Linked DNA regions of Homo sapiens: region 1 is linked to region 2. The links are chromatin loops, found by intact Hi-C in ENCODE. Cell type or tissue: PC-9. All regions are shown on one strand. Links, peaks and the distances in the headings refer to the core of each region. The heading gives the core; the rest is flanking DNA.

Region 1 (2,916 bases), core at 151-2,650, 600 kb before region 2:
AAGCAGGGTCAAGAATGGTAGCACAACATTCCTGGCAGGTATCCTAATGGGTACTGAGCCAACCCCATGTATTGGGTAGGAATCTATTGTTAGCACAAGAAAAGGAAGCTTGGGATGGCTAAAGTGAGGTAGACAATTGGTGAAAGACACTGAAGCAAATATCTAGTGTTTGACTTGAGTGGTTTGAGTTCTGTAAACCAGGCAGAGGCTCATTCTATTGTGTCAGGTGTGGCAACATTCTCTATGGAAGCTAAATTGTTTTTTGGGATTCATTGATTTAGGCAGTGTCTAGATGTGAAGAGACAAGACAGGAGATGTCTCTTACCTATCTAGATGTAGTGCTTTTTTACTCCTGGGGTTTGGAGGTATGGGATGTTCTGTGTGCTCCTATGATGCTCCACACTGACTTGATGCCCACTGGAGTTGTGTGGAGATGCTGAGCACATCCCCGGAATGGGCTGGGAGATGATATGAAGGCTTCGCATAAGTGACCCTGACATCTGAAGCAGGCTCTTCTGCATAATCAGTGATGCTTATAGGCAGAAACTAGATACCTGTAACTAGATATCTGTGGGCCATTGGATGTCAGGAAAGGTTATTAGCATATTCTGAAGCACCTGTTCTGGCCATTTCTTACTGGCTTGAAAGTCATTGCCCTGTCCAACAAGGCTACGTTGTATACCTTGCAATTTGTTTCAGTTTAGAGCACAGGCATTTGTTTATGTAGTTAGAATTTTAAACACTGATGGAATAGTTTCTAATTTGTGCCTGAGAGTTTACACATAATCTGCGAGCATACAAAAATTTGCAATTCTATGTGGATGATGGTTTAAACATCAGCAGGGAAAAGTAATATGCTTTTATTGTATATTTTAGAATGCTGATTGAATTGGCTTCTCACTGTATTTGTCAAGGCTGGAACAGACGATGGCACTGCAGAATCTTATGTGCACAGAAGAAATCTACAGACATTCAATGAGGGGAGGATTTCGTTCCATCAGATGGGCTTCCTGACATAATTGCAAAGGTAGCATGGAATAGAGAAAAGAACATTGGAGTGGTTCCAGAATTCTAGGTGGTTTCAGATTTTTTACTAATTACTCAGGTGGCTTTGGGCAAGCCACTTAGCTTCATAGACTTCTGTTTCCTCATCTGTAAAATGAAGTGAGGAGACTTCTTGTTAAGTTTGGCAGATTAAACACTTGGGTTTATCTACATGTTCTCTCCAAACACCACTAAACTTTGCAGTAAGGAAATAAAAAGACATTAAAAACAATGATAAAGAGAGCAGGACAATAACAATAACAGCAATAACATTTTTAAAGCAAGAGAGAGGTGAACCAGTGGTAACTCAGCCCTGAGGAAACAGAGCCTCCATGGGAGTGGGGGAGGCCCAGAAGCAAAAGTGGTCTTACTAGAGTCCCAGAAAGACTCAGTAATGGAAACCTAGGAACTTCCAAAAGTGGGGACAAATTAGGGTCAGAAACAGGGAAATAGGCTGAAGATACGGATAAAAAAGCAAATTCATCAGAGAACTCCTCCCCAACCCTGCCCCTTATCTCTGAAGCTTTAGCTGGGAAAGCCGGGCTGACTCACTTCTGGTGAATGTGGTCTGCTCTCCTCCTGTAGGCAAAGCCCAGGCTCTTACATTGTGGCTGGGCAGGGTTCCAAGAGGGCTAGTCGAGGCATGCAAAGACTTTTGAGGCCTAGGCTTGGAACTGACACAGTGTCTCTTCTATGCATTCAGTTGGGCAAAGCAAGTCACAAGTGTAGCTCAGATTCAAGAGCTGGGGAGGGATAGGGTCTACCTCTTGATGGACAGGGCTGCAAAGTCACATTGCAAAGGAACGTGGCTACAGGGAAAGAAAGAGTTGTGGCCAGTTTTGGAAACAAGCTTAAGGCACAATAAGGATGAGATTCCTGAAAAATTCAGTTTTCAAACTTGCACACAAAAAGTAAGGCCATGTGCAAAAAAAGATTGAGGTAGAAAATTCACAACTTATGCAAAGCACTAGTAAAGACAATAATTGATACTCAGGAAATTAACTTGTACTATTGAGGCAGGCTGCGTGTGGCTGGGGCCTGTTACAATTGTTGTGAAGTCAGAGGAATAATTGAGAGAGAATGTTAGTAACACATACACAAGAGCAGAGCTGGTAGGAACTCCGACAATGCAGTAGAAGTGGCCTTCTCAGTCAGTGTGGCTGCCCTGAAGGTGCCACAGAGACAATACCACCTGCCAGGAGTCAAGAGTCCCACAGGTGTGGGGTGTAGCCGCTTCGAGGGTGAAGCCCAGGTTTAAGTACTTGTTTTTAATTTTCAAACCACAGGCAAACGGTTTCTATTGCCAGAGCAGCAACCATTAAAAACTTTTTCCTTTCCTACCGAAGGTTATACTTCTGCTCCACATCCTGTTTTCTTGAGCAGAGGAAGTATTGCATATAAATTAATTCTGCATTATACTGACATAATTTTTCTATTTACCAACTGCGTAGGAGCTAATTTGTATTATAAAACCACATCTGTTGTAAAATAGACTCCACAGAGGAATTATGTAAAAGTCTACATAGTGCATAGAGAGGTCCTCAGCCTCCTTTCCCAACCTGCCTTCAAGAACATGCTGGCAGCCAGGCTTTTATCCCTTAGGCAAGAGGGTGGATGAGCCTAATTGGAAAGGCATACAGATATCAACTTTAGGGATCCCTCAATCAAAAGCCCAGCCAAATCATCCTACAGAGCAGCCTGTCTCCTTAAGGCACAGAGCTTCCAGTCAGCTTTTTATTGCCTTGCTTTTAAAGGTTAAGGGACAGCCAGGGACATCAGCTATTTGACAAAAGCTTCTAATTTGAAAGACACAATCAACAGAAACAATGGGAACAAAAGGAACAGAAAGGAGGTAGGGACAATGTAAGGAAT
Region 2 (2,916 bases), core at 105-2,604:
CTTTCTCCTCACCAAAATCACTTTCTATCCTTTCCTCTTTTTCTGTTTGCCTTCACAGCATTTATCACTCCAAATGTGTCTCAAATATTTATTTAACTTTTTTTTTTACTGTCTTACCCAAACCAGACAACAAATTCTATGGGAGCAGGGAAACTACCAAGTTAATCACTGCATCCCATTGTCTGAATCAAAGATGTTGGTCATTACATCGCCTGTGAATCAATGAAGGGATGACTACTTTTAGGTAAAGCTGGGTACTGGGGAAGGGGTTAATTCTGTGAACAGTACATTTTTACTTAAATTCTATTCTAGCCTTGGGTTCCGGGGACTTGGTTTCCAGGAGAAAAGAGATACAGAGTTGCTGTAGGAAAGCTAATTAATTGTAGACGAAAGCCTACAATTGTAGAAGAAATCTCAACCTCTCCATGTCTCAGTCTCAGCAAAAAAAGACTGGAAATAATAATAGTAACTTGCAGGATTGTTGGAAAGATTAGTGAAGTAATGTTTTCAAAGCACATGGCATGAAGATCAATAAACGGCATCAGTTATTGTTAACTGAGTCATTAAAAGGGCAAGGCACTCTGTCTTTTGACCTAATAGAAGTTTTACGTAAGTGTGAAAAGCCAAGAGCCATGCTAAAACCTTAATGCAAAGAGCTAGTGGGTCTCATCCATCTGGAAAATCTGGACCAGGCTTCCATAGCGCTGGCAATGGAGGTCCTTCCTGACTCTATTGGCCTCCCTTAGAACACAATGAATCCTGCACCTGAGGACCACAAGGACTCTTTTCTCAGCAGATGCATCTTCATACTGATGCAAGTTTCTCAATTTTCATAAAAGTTATTGAAATCCTTTAATATGTAATTACTTAATATTAATTTCATGGGACGAGGCTTTGAAAGAGCCCACAGGCTTATTTCAGCAGCATCAGTCACCTTGCATGCCAAGCCACTGTGACATTTCTCAGCTGTAACTTAAGGGAAGGCAAAGATAGCCTCTTGAGTTGGCTTATGCTGATTTCAGCAGGCTCACGAGCGGCAGCGCCCACAGGAAGGATGTGTACAGGATGTGTGCAGGTGTTCCTCACGCTCTATTCTTATGACATGTTTTGCTGAGTGATGACAAGTCATCATTTTCCCATGAGCGGCCACCTTCTCTTTCCTCAAACTTCTGAGTCATAAAAGGCTCAGGGCTATTTTCTCAGCTTGAGCAATGGCCAAGGAAAGACAGAGTGCCATGAGCATCCTTTCTCATGTCCTCTTTTTTTCCTGAACAATCCCAAGGAGAGAAACCCTGGGAGCCAAGTTTACAAGAGTAAATACAAGGAGGACAAAGATATTCTTTACAACTAAGTGCACACCAGGAGAATGTTTAATGCAGTTCTTGCATGTCAGTTCTGTAACATCTCAGTCTGTCTTGATTGCCCACTCTCCCTTGGAGGCCATGGGCTCTTCTGGAGGGCTGTGGGCTCCTCCACTTCAGGAGCTTTCCAGACAGCCTCTTCCTTACCTGCTACCATCCTGTAGGAGGTCCTGTGGAGGATGACAAATGATGCTTTTCTTTACCTTAGAGCACTTAAATAAGAACAGAAAAACTAAGTTGATTTTCCAAATTTCCCTCTGAAAGTAAAGAGATTGGAGCCAAAAATATCTGGGTCCCCTGTCCAACATCCCAAATCTTCATTGTTCTGCTCCTGAATTTCTTCCAACCAAAGGCACTCCTGGCCTTCCTTCCTGCATCCAGTCTTGGAAGCAAATGTTACATTGCCACTTCCTTTTCTTAAACATTTCACTCACTATGTATCATCCCTCAAATTAAGGTCAAATATAATAATTTGGCTAACAGCTTCCTCATAATCTAGGCCCTCCCTCTCTTTTATAGTCTACTTTTGCTCCTTACATCCCAACCATAGAATTGGTCACATTTTCTGTTTCTAACCCTTGCACGCGCTACCAGTAACACCTAAGGCAGTGATTCTCAACCGCAGAGAATCATTTGAGATACCTGTGTCCCTGACAAACTGCTTGGGAATCTCTGGGGTAGACTGAAAGTTTCCCAGGTTTAAAACCCAGCCTGTATCAAGAGTCACCAGCTCAGGTTCTCACCCTTGGCTGCACATTAAATTCACCTGGAAACATTTAAAATCCCAATGCTCGCCTACATTCAAAGCCATTACATCGGAATCTCTAAGCATGGGACTCAAGCATCAGTACTTTTTTTAAAGTTCTCTAGGTGCTTCCAATTTTATAAAGCACTGTCCTCAAGGGTTCTCTCCTACAGTCTCTGGATACCTTTTATTTATTCTTTAGACCTCACCTAGATGGAACTTTCTGAGAAGACTTTACTGACCCAGGTGCTCACTTGAGTGTGCTTATACAATGTCTTTAGGCCATGACAACTTGACATAATTCCCTGTTTATTTATCTGTGTCCCCATCAGCTCTTGAGGGCAGAGACTGTGTGGTGCCCTTTAGATCCTTTAGAGCCCAAGGCAGGGACTATCAGGCAGTAAATGAGCATCCTTGAGCAGCGTCTCCTCTGTACCAGGCACTGTGCCTGAAGCGCCAAATGGTTTCTGTCCTCATGAGTTTCCAGTGCTCTCCTAAAATCCCCTATTCTTCCAACCTTTCAAAAGAGAACATATAGCAGCAATTTACCAACCAATTTCTTTGCCCCAGAGACGTGGTATGATGCCCAGGAGATAGAGCATAGCCCCACCCAGCTCCTAGTTTTACAAGGAAATCATCCAACAGGAGAGAGAGAAACTCCCAGAGAATATTTCTGACCCTAAGAACACTGTTCTCATCTTGTTAGGTCCCAAATAAAAAACTGAAAAAGTAAAGACACCAGTAAGGATGACAAATGCATGAAGGGTAATTTTCAGAACAGATTCTGGATACATCTGTTTCTATTTCAAT

The links. Peaks named below come from ENCODE experiments on the same cell type or tissue, not always from the same donor. Only the 100,000 strongest peaks of a DNase experiment are listed, where the experiment ranks them.
Region 1: it touches region 2 in a loop (18-fold over the local background); 2 of 110 quality-filtered maps call a loop at or near these places.

The regions. Positions count from the first base shown.
Region 1 is chr5:57,493,199-57,496,114 of GRCh38, forward strand. RMEL3 (enriched in melanoma 3) reads left to right here. Exons shown (of 4, transcript NR_186596.1): 2 at 877-1,027. Among named protein-coding and RNA genes, the nearest start is that of ACTBL2, 12 kb to the left of the region's middle. RefSeq lists enhancers at 1,096-2,295, 1,694-1,753. In PC-9, for the core only: no CTCF peak of the experiment used is centred there; DNase peaks (open chromatin) are centred at 1,083 and 1,623; H3K4me3 peaks cover 585 bases; H3K27ac peaks cover 2,319 bases.
Region 2 is chr5:58,093,095-58,096,010 of GRCh38, forward strand. No RefSeq gene overlaps it. Among named protein-coding and RNA genes, the nearest start is that of LINC02101, 28 kb to the right of the region's middle. In PC-9, for the core only: no CTCF peak of the experiment used is centred there; a DNase peak (open chromatin) is centred at 1,147; H3K27ac peaks cover 2,500 bases.